2 separate regions of the Homo sapiens genome follow, and region 1 is linked to region 2. The links are chromatin loops, found by intact Hi-C in ENCODE. Cell type or tissue: heart right ventricle. All regions are shown on one strand. Each heading gives the region's core, and the rest is flanking DNA. Links, peaks and the distances in the headings are about the cores only. Region 1 overlaps PDCD1LG2 (programmed cell death 1 ligand 2). Region 2 overlaps INCR1 (interferon stimulated noncoding RNA 1).

Evidence for each region. Hi-C counts contacts between places; a loop is a spot of excess contacts. Peaks named below come from ENCODE experiments on the same cell type or tissue, not always from the same donor. Only the 100,000 strongest peaks of a DNase experiment are listed, where the experiment ranks them.
Region 1: it touches region 2 in a loop (4-fold over the local background); 15 of 110 quality-filtered maps call a loop at or near these places.

What each region holds. Positions count from the first base shown.
Region 1 is chr9:5,553,827-5,561,826 of GRCh38, reverse strand. PDCD1LG2 (programmed cell death 1 ligand 2) reads right to left here. Exons shown (of 7, transcript NM_025239.4): 5 at 4,075-4,209. All of the region lies in intron 1 of INCR1 (interferon stimulated noncoding RNA 1), which reads left to right. Among named protein-coding and RNA genes, the nearest start is that of PDCD1LG2, 47 kb to the right of the region's middle. In heart right ventricle, for the core only: no CTCF peak of the experiment used is centred there; DNase peaks (open chromatin) are centred at 3,562 and 3,656; H3K27ac peaks cover 2,214 bases.
Region 2 is chr9:5,495,681-5,505,546 of GRCh38, reverse strand. The region is part of intron 2 of INCR1 (interferon stimulated noncoding RNA 1); the gene reads left to right. Among named protein-coding and RNA genes, the nearest start is that of PDCD1LG2, 9.9 kb to the left of the region's middle. RefSeq lists an enhancer at 3,159-3,660 and a silencer at 6,144-6,438. In heart right ventricle, for the core only: no CTCF peak of the experiment used is centred there; DNase peaks (open chromatin) are centred at 4,606, 5,144 and 5,416; H3K27ac peaks cover 3,749 bases.

The DNA.
Region 1 (8,000 bases), core at 1-8,000, 57 kb before region 2:
CTGTAAAATTCTGGCTCAATCTTCTAGGGCTGTGCCACTTAGAGTCTGGTTCATGGGCTGGTGCTGGTAGGTGAACTGTTACCAGCCTATGATGATAACTGTTCCTTCACAAGAGAGTTTAAGAAACACTGTTCTGAAGATCTGAAGACATGTTCTAAAGATCTAGATTCTGTAGCTGGTGACTTCTGCTGGATTCTAACTTGACTTTGCCATTGGCTCAGCAAGTCAATGTATAAGTCACTCAATTATTTTGGATTGAAACTTACTTTCTCCTTCCATTGTTCAAAGATAATAATATTGACTGAACCAATTTGTATTAAGCACTTTTGCAACAAATAGGCCACAAGTTTTGGAGTCAAACAGACCTGTATTCAAATCCCAGCTGTATGACTTTGGGAAGTCATATAACTTTTCTGAGCCTCACTTTCTTAACTCCAGCATAAAGACACTTCTCCTTGCCACAAGCAATTTTTGTGAAATTAAATGAGAAGTTTGTAAAGGGTCTAGCACAGTGGTTTTCAGTAGAACTTTCTGCAATGATGGAAATGTTGTATATCTGTACTGTCCAATACAGGAGCAATTATCTGTACATGGCTATTGAGCACTTACAGTGTGTGAATACTTAAGATGTGACTGATGAATTTTTATTTAACTTAAAAAGAGCCACAGATGGCTATTATATTGGACAGAGCAGATCTAGCATACTCACCTGCATATAGTAGGTTCAATGTTTAAAATTTCATTGAACATTTATTATATGCCAGGTAATTTTTTAGACACTGGGCATATATTGGTGAATCAGAGAAACACAGTTACTGTATTCTTGAAACGTAAAGACAAGCAGATGAAGCAGAATTTAACATTATTTTGCAACAGAAGTTGCCAGCTTCTTCTCTAGAGCCCAGCAGGTCACCCTCGAGCCCCAAACTGTTGAATGGTTCCTCTTAGGGGAAAATGGTAAGCAGGACCTTTTATGGACCAATAATGGCTGCCCTCCCAATACACTTTAGTACACAGAGCTAGTCACTGAGGTATAGGTGGGTAAATCTGTTCAGGAGCTAAGAAGCCATCTGGAAGGAAAGGGACCAAGCCTGCTGCTTCTTTACTTAACTTTGCAATGGACTAAGAAATTCAGGATACCAATGGCCCTAAGAGGAACTGAAGAGAAGGAAGTTAGGACTGGCGTCCCAGGCTCAACATGAGGGCCTAGAAGGGAAGAGGCTGGCTGTGTGCAGCTGTGGCTAAGGCAGGGACCTCCTCCTACCTCATCAACCCATAGGGGTCCTGCTTTGGGACCAATGACAGAGCATGTGTTGGGGAACCATAAGAACTGTAATCTTGTAGCACTGTGGTCTGTGTGGGGATCGGAACCAGCAAGGTTACCTTTGCACAGTGGATGGAGACATCTGGAAGGACCAGAGATTCTGCATGGCCGGAGTAGACAGCAACTGCTCAAAACCAGGGCCCTCTGGAGGACTAACCTAGCTGCCTAGCACTGGCCCTGTGGGCTAAGTAAGCTTTCTGGCAGTTTGTGGGAGGTGGAGAAGTACATGCTATAAGAGGGAGACACTGAACTTCTTGCTAAGATGGGCATGTGGGTACTTGAGGAATCAATTGGAAAATTAAAAGGGATGCAATTTAATTGGTAGTCCAAGCTATTAAAACAGATCCTAGACATGTGATTGTGTGCTGAGTATACTGAAAGAAGAAGTAGGTGCTATGGAAACATATAATAAGGGGATTTAATGTAATGGGTGTGGTGCGTGGAGGTAGAATTAGGAAAGACTTGATGAAGTATAAGCTTAGCTGAGATTTAAAAGATGACTCCAACTCAGGTGGACAACAAGAAAAAATATTTTAAGAAGAGACAATATTGTATGAGAAAACTCGGAATTGAAAGACTGCCATGCCTCTGAGGACTAGAAAATCCTGTGTGGTTAGAGCTTTAGACAATGAAGGTGATGGTGATGCAGTTAAAGCTGGAGACATGAGTCAAACCATCCTGGGCTCGTTGGAACTTCATCCAGTGAGCAATAAGAAGCCATGGAGAAGGTCTGGACAGAGGACACATGGTAGATTTATGATTTTTAAAAGCCTATTATAGCAAAAAGTGAGAACAGACCAAGTTGGAGGTAGCAGGAGTGAATACAGGGAAACCAGTTAGGAAGATTTCTCTGTAGTCCAAGTTGAACCACACTAGCGGCAGTGAAGTTCGGCCAATAAGCTGTAAAATGTTCCTTCTCTTGCTGCTTCCCCTTTTACAGATAGAAAGACCATCTCAAAGAAGATAGGCAATTTGTACAAGGTCAGAAAGCCAACAAATGGCAGCACAAGGTCCCAGCCTAGCCCTCTGACCCTGGTTTAAAGCTCTGTCTGCATCACCAGCAGTTCTCAACCCTTTTCCATGGCACACAAGTTTGTGTGCATGGCAGACACATGTAAGAAAGCAGATCTGAATGCAAGTGAGTTGGAGACAAGGGTTATATAGGCAACCATGATTTCTCTCTGGTTCATTAAAAATATAAAAGAAATTGTTTGCACATTTATTCACTTAATTCTTATTTGTAAGAAAGGTCTCCTAATCACAGTTAGAACTTGAGCTTTACCTCCCAGCTCGGAGCTACTGATATCCTCACTCACTCTTAAGATTGGGGTGAAGGATGAGGAGAGGATTTATTTCCACTCTATCTTTGAGTGTGACTCCATTCCATTCTCCCAAAGACAGCTGGAACGGAACACTCAGCTGCTCATTTCTGAAGTTATTAAGGAGTCCTCAGGCCCCAGGCCTTGAACCCTGAGGTATGGGTGTGAGAGGTAAAAGAAGAATGGCAGAAGATAAGACAACTGAGGTGCACCTGACACAACTCTCTGAAGTGGTTCTATTTAAAAGTCGAAGTTCTGTTGGACATACCTCCTCCTTTACCATGAAGCTCCCTTCCCTCCCACATTTATTTTTCTTTCTATCTTTCTTCTTCTCCATCTCCTGTTTTCTCTTTCTCCCTCACTCCCCTGGCCATCTTCTTCCCTCCCTCTGTCTTTTTCTTTTGGCAACAATTCCTTGCATTCTACAGTTAGAAATATTGTGGTCAGCACCCAAGTGAATACATACACACATAGGGCAATGGACAAATAGAACATGACAATATTTTATGGCAGATGAAAATATAGAAGTTATGAGTATAAATGTAAGATAACAACCACTTAAAATTCCCCTAGTCCTCAGATAGTGCTGCTGCAAACTCCTACTGAATTATTTCCACATGTCATTTCTCTTTCTATAGATGAGGCCATGTATAGATCTTTGGAGAAGTTCATTGAGTGCAGACAAGGGAGCCGTTTAGGAAAGCACCAGCTAGGCCTGCATACATTCTGGGGGTTTTGTGGGCAGGCTCCACCCAGGAAACCAAAGACAGACACATGAACAATGAAGCAATGAAATCAGGGCTGAAAGGCTTCAGCATGCTCTGTCCCAGCTGGTACAACAGAACAGGAGTGTGTTGGTAAGAATACAACAGGCTAAGGAGAAACTCGAAGGGAGCTGCTGAAAGACGTTAATGCACCACCAACCAGCTGTTTCCTTATCCCCAAATGGCCTCACAAACCTTTCTCCTTTCCTTACCCAACCGTGAGGTTGAGATTCCTGGGAGAGGGGGTGGGTTTAACCCAGGTCATATCCAGACTGGGGAAAAGAGGGGTGAAAATGGAAGGAATCCTCAGAAAGGATCCTGGCAACCTCCCACCAGCAAAATCGGAGCACGTAGCTCTCTGCATTGCCAAAATAACATCACTCTCATGAGGCTGATGAAAGCTCTTGGCTCAAAGAATAAGACAAACTCTTTCAGACATAAGAACAAAACATTCCCTTTAAAAAACTCAGTGTAAGAAGTTCAGCTCACTGACGATGAGAGCCATTTTCTTCTGGGGAAAAATAATCATCAAGACAAGCTCAAAGTGGTTCATAAGCTCTGAGTGGGTTTAGCATGAAAGCAGCAAGCCATAGGCCTGCAGTGCAAAGCAGTGGCTCATGCTGCAGACACCCAGTGCATTGGGTTACCATGAATAAAACTCACTTACCTTTTGAAGAATACAGCTTTTGACAGAGTTGTTTTCTTAGGGCTATCACTGTGGCTATGAAAATGAAAGCAATGATGCAGAAGGGGATGAAAATGTGAAGCAGCCAAGTTGGATGGGTCCTGGGTTCCATCTGACCTGGGCAAAGGAAAAGCACCAGAATCCTGTTACATGGCAACTAAGAGGTAGACCAACAGGCTGGCCACATGAGTGGGTGACAGCCAACACGGCTAGCTCTGTGGAGCATTTACTCCACACCAGGCCCTATTCTAAGTGCTCTGCACCTATCAGCTCATCCACTCCTCGCAACCACTCTGTGAAGTTGGCTCTGCTATGATCCCCATTTCACTGGTGAAGAAAGGGAGGCACAGAGAGACTAGGAAGCTTTCCCTAAGTTACATAGTAAGTGACCCAGCTAAGATACAGTCTGGTTCCAGATTCTGTGCTTTTTACCACTCTCTCATGTTATTTTTTTCCATCCATCCATCAATCCATCCATCTATCATCTAATCATCTTTCTTTCTTTTTTCTCTTTTTCCTCCCTATCCCCCTTCTCCTCCTCATCCTCTCTCTCTTCCCAGTGGCAAAGTCTCTCAGCCCAAAAATGTCTTTCCCCCACTGACAAGTACTCACAGTGCTTAGAATCTATACCATTAGTTGTTAAATTTCAAGGATTAACAGGATCCTTTTGGAAGAAATAGAATATCCTAGGTAGTGTTAATATACTAAACCTAGTCACTCATGCCTTAGTGTGAATTATTACAATTGGCCCTTTGCCTTGTTTCGGTTTTTCAACGTCCTAGCACTGAGGAAAGGGTGAGTTTAGTAGAGGGTGGATCAGAAGAATAATTCTGGAGGCTGGGGAAAGCCTTGTAAAGTCCTCTGGTGTGTACAGATTAGAACAAGGGCTCCAGACTGACAAAAGGCAGGGCTAGAGGAGTGTTCACCTACAGGGAAATGAAAGGGTACTCAAGTTAATTTGTGCCCTATTCAAAAGCTTGAATTTTGCCTCTGGAGTCATTCACATGGAATAAACATGACAGGCTGGTACAGGAAAAACTGGACGAAACTGCTCAGCGGGAAGGGCTCAGTCCTCCCAACTTCCCAGCCCTCAAACCCCACTACCTCCAGCACAGTGCTATCTGAGAACCACGGATTGTTTTACTGGAGAAGAGATTAGACATTATTTAGTCTGAGCCCCTCATTTTAGAGTTGAGGAAGTAAGTCTCAGAGTTGCTAAATAATCTATGTGAGGTCATCACTGCTAAGTAAAAGTCAATGCCAGGATTGCAAACCCAGATCTATCTGACCCAAAGCTCAGCCCCCACAGATATTTGTCTCCATCCAAAAGAGTGTGATTAACATTAACGAAGAAAAGATAAGGAGCCTTGCTCATCCAAACATTGGATAACCCATATTGATTATAATCTGCTTCTTAATTTCTAGTAAGTGCTTAGTAAGCACTTTGTGAGTCAAGGAGACCTGGGCCTCTCACTGTCCCCACAACAGGAGAGGTCCCTACCTCAGTGTCTTTATGCAAACCCTTGTCCTGTGCAGGTTCCCTCATAGTCTCTTCCACGTACAGAAGCCCTACTCATCCCTGAAGACTCCAAAGTTGAACATCCAGTAGGAAATCAGTCTGCTTAGACTGTATTTGGAGGGCAAAGGCCTTATCTAAACTACCTCTGAGTCCTCTCTAGATAGAGCCAAGCAACAGCTACATGAAAAGTGCCAATATGGAATTGTTGCACTGAATTGACTGTCTCTTTTCTAGTCCACCTAGCCTGATCCTCCTAGTCATTTGTTACCTTGTGGTATACTGCTGGTTAATCCATTCTTTCTTTCAACTTTAGTATTAGGGAATTAGCTGGACACATGGCTTCTCAGAGACTATGTTTCCAAGCCTCCCCTATAGTTAAGTGGGCCCAGCCATGTAATCTAAGTTCAGGCTAAGAGAGTGAGTTTTCAAGGTCTTGGCCTTAAAACATTGAATGTGTTTTCCACCACTCGTTTACTTTCTGAAGGTTGAAACATGGGTTTGGCACTGACTGAGCTTTGACAATTTTATAGGGACAACATCCTGGAGAATGGCAGAGCAACAGATGAAAATAATCTGGATCACTGAATGACTCTATGGAACATAGCTGCTTAGCTGCTCTGAACCACCTGAGTGTTACATGGAACGAAAGATACTTCTGTCTCGCTTCTCACTGTATTTCGAGGTCTCTTCATTATGGTAGCTTAGCCTGTATCCTCATACATATTCCTCTAAGTTGTTTTAAAATTCTTGCATACTCTTTTGTCGTTTCTTTAATTTAATTAATTAATTTATTTATTTGAGAAGGAGTTTCCCTCTTGTTGCCCAGGCTGGAGTGCAGTGGCATGATCTTGGCTCACTGCAACCTCCGCCTCCTGGGTTCAAGTGATTCTCCTGCCTCGGCCTCTTGAGTAGCTGGGATTACAGGCACCTGCCACCATGCCTGGCTAATTTTTTGTATTTTTAGTAGAGACGGGGTTTCACCATGTTAGCCAGGCTGATTTTTGAACTCCTGGCCTCAAGCAATCCACCCATCTCAGCCTCCCAAAGTGCTAGGATTACAGGCATGAGCCACCGCACCTGGCCAATAATGGCATACTCTTAGCAATGATATAATGATGCAATGGCAAAAAATATTTGTCTTATCCTTGCCACAACTTCATGAACTCACAAGTAAGGCATGCAACTTGCTAGATATACCATTTTTTTTTACTGTTTGCACACTTTCTGAGTACTAAGCACTTTATAAGCACATTTCATTTAATCCTCACTATAACCCTATAAACTGTCTACCACTACTCACCCTCATGCTACACATGAGAGACTGAGTGCTAGAGTGGCTAAGTAGGATATTTAGGTTCTCAAAGCTAATAGAGAGAGAGTTTGAAATTTAAGCCTGTCTGACATCAGAGCCCATGCTCTCAACCACTGCCTGGAATCACCTCCAGGTCTCCTAGGAAGGATTCTCTTTTCTGCCAGCCCTACAAGGGTCCTTTTATATTTATTTTTTGTGCTGTAGTCCCATTCCATTTCCTAATGAAAATACAACAACTGGCTGAGCAGAAGAAACCCTATTTCAAAAGGAAAATGATCTGTTGCTCCCTAACTTGTGCTTGAAATTTGGAATGTTCAGTCATCCATTCTAGAGTCAGTGGAGTACCCTCCACCCACCATACTCTTCGTTTCCGTGTTTGTTTTATACATTGACTTCCGGAGAAGCTTGTGGGTCACAGCAGTCCACAGCTCAATTTATGAGAATGAGTAGAAAGGGAACAGTCATAAGACAACTTAAAAATGCCCTTGAGAAATAGAAGCCAGGAACTCAGAGGCAGATGTGTGACTTTGGTTATTTTGTTGCTGGTATTTGTGCCACAAGCTAGAATATCATTTGGCTGCTCTGACCTGGCTGTCCACACAGTCTGGTAGCTGGCATGATGGGACTGCGATTATCTAAGATGGAATCTCCAACCCAATCAACCCAACATTTGTTGAGCACTTATTATGAACACAGGACTCTGCTTTTGCCTTAGTGTGGAATAAAGAAGACTTGTGTGAACAATGAAAATACATGGAAAATAAAATAGCAATTAAAAAGGCAAGCATAGTTACAAGGCAAACAAATGGTCCAGGTAGTAGGTCTCAAAATGTGGGATGAGGGAAAGACCCCCTTGTGCCCTGGAGTGACTGAGCTGCCCCAGAGAGAGGGTGGGCTTGGAGCTAGTAGAGAGGGAAATAATGATATTTATGTGGAAAAACCTGAGCAAAGAAGGCATGGAGGTAGAAAAGGTGCAGCCAAGTTCAGAGAGCATGTGGTGAGGAAGGGATGGTTAATGAAGCAGAGGATCCATGTCAGTAAACAGTAGGACGAATACAAAGTTGGGAAGGATGGGTA
Region 2 (9,866 bases), core at 1,084-9,083:
TTTTGGGGGTGGGGGTTGGTAGGCTATTTATTACTGATTCAGTAATGGAGCTCATTATTCATCTGTGCAGGGATTCAGTTTCTTCCTGGTTTAGTCTTGGGGGTGTATGTGTCCAAGCATTTATAAATTTCTTCTAGATTTTCTAGTTTGTGTGCATAGAGGTGTTCATAGTAGTCTCCGATGGTTATTTGTATTTCTACGGGGTGAGTGGTAATATTCCCTTTGTTGTTTCTGATTGTGTTTATTTGGATTTTCTCTCTTTTCTTCTTTATTAGTCTAGCTAGCAGTCTATCTATCTTATTTATTTTTTCAGAAAACCAGCTCCTGGATTCATTGATCTTGTGAATGGTTTTTCATGTCTCATTCTCCTGCATTTCAGCTCTGATTTTGGTTATTTCTCGTCTTCTGCTAGCTTTGGGGTTGGTTTGCTCTTACTTCTCTAGTTCTTTTTGTTGTGGTGTTAGGTTGTTAATTTGAGACCTTTCTAACTTTTTGATGTGGGCACCTAGTGCTATAAATTTCCCTTGTAACGCTGCCTTAGCTGTGTCCTGGAGATTCTGGTATGTTGTGTCTTTGTTTTCATTGGTTTAAAAAAACTTAATGATTTCTGCCTTTATTTCATTATTTACCCAAATGTCATGCAGGAGCAGATTGTTTAATTTCCATGTAATTGAATGGTTCTGAGCAATTTTTTTTTTAGTCTTGATTTCTATTTTTATTTCACTGTGGTTCTACAGAGTGGTTGGTATGATTTTGGTCTTTTGCATTTGCTGATGATTGTTTTATGTCTGATGGTGTCGTTGATTTGGGAGTATGTGCCATGTGGCAGGCAGTGAGAAGAATGTATATTCTGTTGTTTTTGGGTGGAGAGTTCTGTAGACGTCTATGAGGTCCATTTGGTCCAGTGTTAAGTTCAGGTCCTGAATATCTTTTTTAATTTTCTGACTTGATGATCTGTCTAATATTGTCAGTGGGGTGTTGAAGTCTCCCCCTATTGTTGTATGGGAGTCTGAGTCTCTTTGAAGGTCTCTAAGAACTTGCTTTATGAATCTGAGTGCTCCTGTGTTGGGTGCATATATATTTAGGATAGTTATATCTTCTTGTTGAACTCTTTATCATTATGTAATGCCCTTCTTCTTCTTTTTTGGTCTTTGTTGGTTTAAAGTCTGTTTTGTCTGAAATTAGGATTGCAACCCCTGCTTTTTTCTGTTTTCTATTTTCTTGGTAAATTTTTTCCCATCCCTTTATTTTGAGCCTATGTGTGTTACTGCATGTGATATGAGTCCCTTGAAGACAGTATGCCATTGGGTCTTGCTTCTTTATCCAGCTTGCCATTCTGTGCATTGTTTGTGTGGTTTCTTTATACTGTCACTGGTCTATATACTTAACTGCATTTTTGTAGAGGCTGGTAACTGTCTTTCCTTATTATATTTAGTGCTTCTTTCAGGAACTCTTGTTAGGCAGGCCTGGTGGTAATGTATTACCTCAGCGTTGAGTTGTCTGAAAAATATCTTATTTCTTCACTTATGAATCTTAGTTTGGCTGGATATGAAATTCTTGGTTGGAATTTCTTTTCTTTAATAATGTTGAATATAGGCCTCCAATCTCTTCTGGCTCGTAGGATTTCTGCTGAGAGGTCTACTATTAGTCTGATGGGCTTCCCTTTGTAGATGGCCTTTCCTTTCTATGTAGCTGCCTTTAGCATTTTTTTCTTTCATTTCCATCTTGGAGAATCTGATAATTATGTGTCTTGGGGACAGTCTTGTGAAGTATCTTGTGGGGGTTCTCTGCATTTCCTGAATTTGAATGTTGGCCTCTCTAGCTAGGTTGGGAAGTTCTCATGAATGATATGCTGGAATATGTTTTCCAGGTTGCTCCCATTCTCCCCATCTCTTTCAAGGACACCAATAAGTCATAGATTTGGTCTGTTTACATAATCTCATTTTTCTTAAAGGTTTTGTTTGTTCCTTTTTATTCTTTTTTCTCTGTTCTTGTCTGACTGTCTCCTTGTCTGTCTTAATTCAGAAAGTCAGTCTTCAAGCTCTGAGATTCTTTCCTCAGCTTGTTCTATTCTGCTATTAATACTTGCAATTGCATTATGAAATTCTTGTAGTATATTTTTCAGCTCTATCAGTTTAGTTACATTCTTTTCTATACTGGCTATTTTGTCTGTCACCTCCTGTATTGTTTTATTGTGATTCTTAGCTTCCTTAAATTGGGTTTCAGTGTTCTCCTGAATTGCGATGATCTTTGTTCTTATCAATATTCTGAATTCTACTTCTGTCATTTCAGCTATCTCAGCCTGGTTAAGAACCATTATTGGAGAACTAGTGTGATTGTTTGGAGGAAAGAAGACCATCTGGCTTTTTAGTTGTTAGAGTTCTTATCTTGGTTCTTTCTCATCTTTGTAGAATGATGTTCCTTCAATCTTTGATGTTGCTGTTTTTGTTTTTTTTTCCCCCTTTTTATATCATATTTAATGACCTTCGGGGTTTGATTGTGGTATAAGGTGGGTTCAGTAGACTGGCTTCATTTCTGGAAGATTTTAGGGGCCCAAGTCTCAGCTCAGGACTCCCAAACTGTGTGTTATAACTCTGGGGCACTGGTATCAGGCCCCGGTCTTGTTCTCTGGCTCCTTAAGGTTAGGAACCTGCTATGTTGGAGGGGCCTGAGGTGCTCCTGGACCTCTGATCACAACTCTCTGAGGCATGGTGCCAGCCAAAGTGCTTTGTAGGGCTGTGGAAACATGATCCATCCTCAGTCGCATGTGCCAGTCGCAGTGGCAGCAGCGGTGCAGTGGGGTGCACACTTGTTGGCTGCAGCAAGGTGCTAGTGGATGCCGGAGTGCCAGCCTTCGTGCAGGTGTTCATAGAAGCAGCAGTGGCAGCATGGCTCAGGCAGGTTGGGGGGCCCTCACCAGCAACTGTACACATGTTTGTGCCAGTGTTGGGATTAGCATGGGAGCAGGATGCTGCTAGATGCAGGGCTGTGTGTGCCCCCTGTGCACATTCACATGGGAGGCATTGGCCGCTCAGGGCAGGGGTGGGCCTGCTGGTTTTTGTGCCTAGTTTTGTGCCATAGGCAGTGTTCGCATAGGGGCAGGGCTGGGGACTGGCTGGGGCGGAGCTGGCAGCTCCATGCCCAACAACACTCTGATGACAATGCCATTGCCATCACAGTGGACAGTGCTGCAGGGAAAGGAGGGGCAGGATATACTCACACCAGCAGCAGTGGCATGGCAGGGCACACGCTCACACGTATGCTGGTGGGGAAGGGAAGGTGAGGTCTGCCTGTACACGCAGGTACTGGCAAAGTGATATGAAGGGTGGCTGTGGGCAAGTGTGTGCAAGCAAAGCAACAAGGGGGAGGCTGTAGTTAGGGGATGAGCTGGGTGGGCTGGTGTGTGTCCATGGGGGCTACTCTGCTGCAGCACTCTGACAGTCTGGCATGGTCTGCCAGCACAGGTGCTATGATGTGGGCTCCCAGGAGGTACCTGGTGGCTGCACTGCAAGCAGGCATGGACAGGCTGGGGCCCTGGGAAAGGCTAGCAGACCAAAGGGTGCTGAAGTCAGACTGGCCCTATCTCATGGGCAACACCGCCCTGCAGAATTTAGGACCGACAGCTCCCCTGGTGCTAAAGTCTCCTATGGAAGCAAGTTGAGCCTAGGGAGATGGACATCGCTGGCTGTACTCCACCACAAACACTCCCGCACGAAACCTACTGGGCTCCACATCACCTGGAGCTCTGCCCCTACCACTTCTCTAAGCAGCTCTCCTTGCCAACTCAAGTGTCCACAGTGGTTGAGGGGTCTCTTCCTGTCGTGATTCCAGAGACCCATTGCAAGAGCATGTTTCTCCTTGCCTGTTCAACTCATCCCTTCTGCAGGAGTTGTTGGGGGCCAGGAACAAGTCCCAGTGTGTGGTAGCCTCATGCAGGGTTTTCAGCTTCCTCCTGCTTCAGCCCAGCCTCTGTGTCTTCCCTCTGTCCACTCTTGATGCCTTCCCTCTGAAAATCTGGGAAGATCTCTGTGAGAGGTGTTTCTCCTGGCTGCATCTAGTTAGCTCTCTTGCCTCCTTCTCCTGCAGTTAATTTTTATTTTCTTTCTTTGGCTTCATTTTGTTTTTTAAATAGTCTGCCATGAGCACAAATTACTTTTGTAAAGACAGAAATAATTTTTTAAAAGCAATAATGGAGAGTATAGTTAGATTACTGAAAAATAACAAGAAGAAAACATTTAAAGAAATCAACAAAGGGCTGTATGTGTTTCTAATTTATTTTTATTTATTTATTTATTTGAGACAGGGTCTGACTCTGTCACTCAGGCTGGAGTGCAGTGGCATAATCAGGGCTGCCTGCAACTTCAACCTGCGGGGCTCAAGCGATCCTACCACTTCAGCCTCTCAAGTAGCTGGAACCACAGCCATGCGCCACCACACCCAGCTAATTTTCGTATTTTTTTGCAGAGATGGCATTTTGCCATATTGCCCAGGCTGATCCCTGTTAGGTTTTGAAGGGAAGGCGAGGGTTAAAGAAATATGCACACTGTAGAAGTCGGGGACCAGCCTAACGCCAGTGCCTACCGCTGCTTACAGGCTGGGGTAATTTATAGGTATGGGCGGGAGGGGTCTGGGCAGTATGGCTTGCTGCCCGGTAGGATATTGATAAGATGTTCCCGTCATGAGGCAGTTCTGGTCCTTGTTCAGGCGGGATGTCATCGTGGTGTTCCTTGGACCTTTGCCCAGAAGGATATGATAGAGATATTTCTTTAGTTGGGCCTTTGTGGGCCTTGTGGTCAAGTGGTTAGGCAGGGTGTTTCTCATGGCCCAAAAACCCATGAAATGTGTCACTTTTACCAAGGTCTGCAAAATAGCAGGGCGCTTACAAAATGGTGCAGTTTGGATTAACATTCTTGTCTTGGGGCACATGTGTATATGTCCAAGAAGAATGCTGTTTTTATGTTAATGAAGCCGGCATTGTTCGCAACGCAGCCCACAGGCTCCATTACACGGCTGCAGAAATCCAACATCAAGTCATTCACTGTTGGCAGGGGTCATCCTTCCTAAAGTGGATACCTTGGGTAACCCCTGTCTTAGGGTCCCTAATTTTCTCCCTCATAATACTGACAATTGGCCCATGTGTGCGCACCTTCATATCCCGCTTTATCTCCCAAAGGCCGAACTCCCTTGTCCAGGCAGCTATATAGAAACACGATACCATTCTTCTCTGCCAAGTTTGGTATCAGCACTTCCAGGAAAACAACTCTAAAGTCGGACACCCACTGCTGAAAACCCAAAGCCTGAGTGCAGTGCTCCTATTTAGCAGGAAACAGCCAGATAATTAACAATGCCCCTCTTCCTTTTTATGCTAAACTAGAAGGCAAAGACCTTCTGGGCAAAGGTCCAAGGAACACCATGATGACATCCTGCCTGAACAAGGACCAGAACTGCCTCATCATGGGACCATCTTATCAATTTCCTGCCAGGCAGCAAGCCATACTGCCCAGACCCCTCCTGCCCATACCTATAAATTGCCCCAGCCTATAAGCAGCAGCAGGTACTGGCATTAGACTGGTCTCTGACTTCTGTAGGTTTTATGCTGGATATAAAGTCTGCATTTGTTGTTGAACTTCCCTCTTATGTGTGTGTGTCTTTCTTTAAGTCTCGCCTTCCCTTCAAAACCTAACAGTCTTGTACTCCTGAGCTCAAGTGATCCATCCACCTCAGCCTCCCAAATTGTTGGGATTACGGGTGTCAGCCACCATGCCTGGCTGGCAATTTATTTAATTTAGCTTTGTTCTCTTTTTAATAGAAGATTCCTGAGAGGCATAGCTAAATTGTGTGTGTGTGTCTGTGTGTAGAATTAGGCACCCCCTTCAACATTGCATTGTCACTTGGAAATAGAAAATTAGAATTTTGGTCATAAACTATTAGACTATAATAAGAATATAATGAGTTTAATAATTATGTCACCAGCCAATCTATGAGGCCCCTCCTATCTTATAGAAGGGAAAGTTAATACAAAGAGAGATTACAGAGCTTAACCAAGATCACCCTGTGAATGTAGGGCAGAGTAGGTAAGAAATGCTACAACCATTTCTGTCCTTTCCTCCCAAGATATTTTCCTCCAAATGCAGTGTAATGCAAATGTAGTTCAATGTAATATAATATGATGCAATACAATGTATGTGATGTGATGCGATGTAATGTAATATATTGTAATATGACATGATGTAAATATTCATGTAAATCACCTAGAACAGTGCTTGTCATACAGCAGGTGCTAAATCAATGTTAATGCTTTCAGGTCCAAAAAAATAAGTCCAGTATTTCCCACTCTGCTTGGTTTTATAAGGGAAAAAAATACAGCTTGAGGATGAGAAAGAAATGCACTTGAATTTTGGGAAAACAGGCAAAGAGCAAGAGCTAAGGAAGGTGTGAGAAATGAGGAGGCAGCAGTTTATCTAGAACCTGCTTTAGCAACGTTTCCAAAGTCAGGAAGCAGGGATCTGCTGTGAGTTTATCTGGAATGTGAAGGAAGCAGGTGAAGACCAGCTTAATCTCTTGAAAATGGGGAGAGGGGGCCGGGCACGGTGGCTCACGCCTGAAATCCCAGCAATTTGGGAGGCCGAGGCAGGCAGATCACCTGAGGTCAGGAGTTCGAGATCAGCCTGGCCAACATGATGAAACCCCATCCCTACTAAAAAATACAAAACTTAGCCAGGCATGGTGGCAGGTACCTGTAATCCCAGCTACTTGGGAGGCTGAGGCAGGAGAATTGCTTGAACCCAGGAGGCGGAGGTTGCAGTGAGCTGAGATCGTGCCACTGCACTCCAGCCTGGGCAACAGAGCAAGACTCTGTCTCAAATGAAAAAGAAAATGGGGACAAGGAATTTCTGGGGTGGGGCAGGCAGGTCATGAGCAGCTGGGGGAAGAGAGGAGGAGGAGGGAGACCACATGGGGGCCAGCCCGAAAATTGGCCTCCCTTGTGTCATGGTCAGCCAGGGGCTGGAGGTGAGTCACTGGTCATCATCCTCAAAGTCCACACTTGGCTTGCAGTCCCACCTGGTCTCTATGTGCTAAGAAAGGCCTGGTCTCAAAGTAAGAGAAGGAAAGGTGTGAATTGAAGTTCTGGCCGGAGCAACTGAAATACTTGTTTGTTCTTAGAAGGAGAGAGGTCTAGGTTTGGCTCATTCACAGAAAAGAACTTTTCAAAATAAAAAGAGATTTATTATAAGTGTAACAGATTGATGTGGGGCACTGATTAAGTATTTTTTTCTGCCCCATGTTACTGAATAGTGAAGAAATAACTGGGTAGATGGCTTCTTGTTGAGGAAAAGTTACTGAACTCACAAAGGTCAAATTTAAGTAAGGCCTCTATAGCACTGTAGGGTGACTACAGTTAACAACAATGTATTCTATATTTTCAAATAGCTAGAAGAGAGGATTTTGAGTGTTTCCAACACAAAGAAATAAAAGTTTCAGATGATGGATATGCTAATTACTATGATTTAATTATAATACATCTTAGACATGTGTCGAAATAGCACACTCTACTCCATAAATCTATATAATTATTTATGTGTCAATTAAAAAAATAATTAAAAAGCCAGGAGTGGTGGCACACACCTATAGTCCCAGCTACTTGAAAGGCTGAGGAGGGAGGATCATTTTAGTCCAGGAGTTTGAGGTTGCAGTGAACTATGATTCCACCACTGCACTCCAGCCAGGGTGACAGAGCAAGACTCTGTCTTTAAAAATAATAAAAATAAATTTTTCAAAAAGAAATATCGTTTTGTTAATATGGTAAAAAAAATAAAGTCAGGCCTAATTCCTTCAATGAGTCTTTCAAGTGCAGGGTTGGGGGCAGGAAATGAGAGGAGAGAAGAGAGGAGGAGGAGAGAAATTAAACTGGCCCACTGGCCTTGAACAAAGACAAGTAAGAAGGAGACTAAGAGACAGGGAGAAGGTTCCGAGAGCCTAGAGTGGATGTATATTATCTGAGTCTCCTCTCATTCTTGGGGAGAGAAAAGGGGTGCTAAACGCATATCTCCAAAGTTTGAGAGTGCCTTGTATAGAGATTAATACCTGCTTCTTGCCTGAAGTTTCTGAAAATGGGAGGTTCACTGGGTGTCCCACACCCGGGGAGTGAAAAGGGCTGTAGACTTATTTTCAGGAATGAAGAAAATGGGGATATCATTCACATCCCAGGCTCCTGAGTCCTCAAGGATGACCAAAAACCCCAACAGTTACTATGGCTTCGTGTGATGCAGAAGAGAAGGAAGCCAAAGGCATGGGAGGCCCCAGCCATTATCACAGGCCACTACCCTTAGACTGCAACCGCCTGAGACCTGAGCCATTTCTCTGCCCAACTTGAAGATTGCAGGGTCATAAGTTTCACCTATTCTGGGAGGAGAGATATTTGTAAAATATCTCATATTTGTAAAATATGGGATTGGAATTTTAAATGAGATGAACTCTGTCACTTCCTCAAAATGTTAAACATAGCGACCCAGTGTTCTACTCCTAGGTATATTTCAAAAGAAATGAAATGTACACACAAAAATGTCTGCATGAATGTTCATAGAAGCATTATTCTTAGTATCAAAAAATTGGAAACAAACCAGATGTCCAGAGACTGATGAATGAGACAATAAAAAACAGTATGTCCATACAATGGAATATATCTCAGCTTTAGAAATGAATGCAGTCCTGATACGTGATACAGTGTGTGTGAACCTTGAAAACATTATGCTATGTGAAAGAAGCCTGTCACAAAAGATTGTATATATTGTATGATTCCATTTAGACGAAATGTCCAGAATAGGCAAATCCATAGAGACAGGAAATAATTACTTAAGACTGGGAGGAATGAGGGGAACTAGGGGGTGACTGCTAGAGGGATGGGATTTCATTTTGGGATGATGAAAATATTTCAAAATTAATTATATTGTTGGTTGCAGAACTCTGTGCATATACTAAAAACCACTGAAAGGTATGCTCTAAATCAGCAATCCCCAACCTTTTTGGCACCAGGGACCAGTTTCGTCGTAGACAATTTTTCCGTGCATTGTGGGAAGGGTGGTGGAAATGGTTTTGGGATGAAACTGTTCCACCTCACATCATCAGGCATTAGTTAGATTCTCATAAGAAAAGCAACGTAGATCCATTGCATGCTCAGTTTACAACAGGATTTGCACTGCTATGAGAATCTAATGCTGCCACTGATCTGACAGGAGGTAGAGCTCAGGTGGTAATGCTCATTTGCTGGGTGCTCACCTCCTGCTGTGCAGCCCAGTTCCTAACAGGCCATGGATGGGTACTGGTTCACAGTCCAGGGTTTGGGAACCCCTGCTCTAAATGAGTGAATTGCATGGTATATGAATTAGATCTCAAAAGCTATTAGAAAACATGGGACTAGACTGAGTCATAATAAGTGATCTACAAATCATGAAATTGCACTGATATATGATGAGGGTCACTCACTGCCCAACAGGCTAGAAGGATTTCCCAGAATACTACTGGCAACAGTTATTAGAAAAATAAAACATTTGGTCGAGTCTCCTCAATTGAATTGGTGATATAAGGATGGGCAGCCCTCAGAAATAATGCAGCCTATCTACAACTATCTGATCTTTGACAAACCTGACAAGAACAAGAAATGGGGAAAGGATTCCCTATTTAATAAATGGTGCTGGGAAAACTGGCTAGCCATATGTAGAAGGCTGAAACTGGATCCCTTCCTTACACCTTTTACAAAAATTAATTCAAGATGGATGAAAGACTTAAATGTTAGACCTAAAACCATAAAAACCCTAGAAGAAAACCTAGGCAATACCATTCAGGACATAGGCATGGGCAAGGACTTC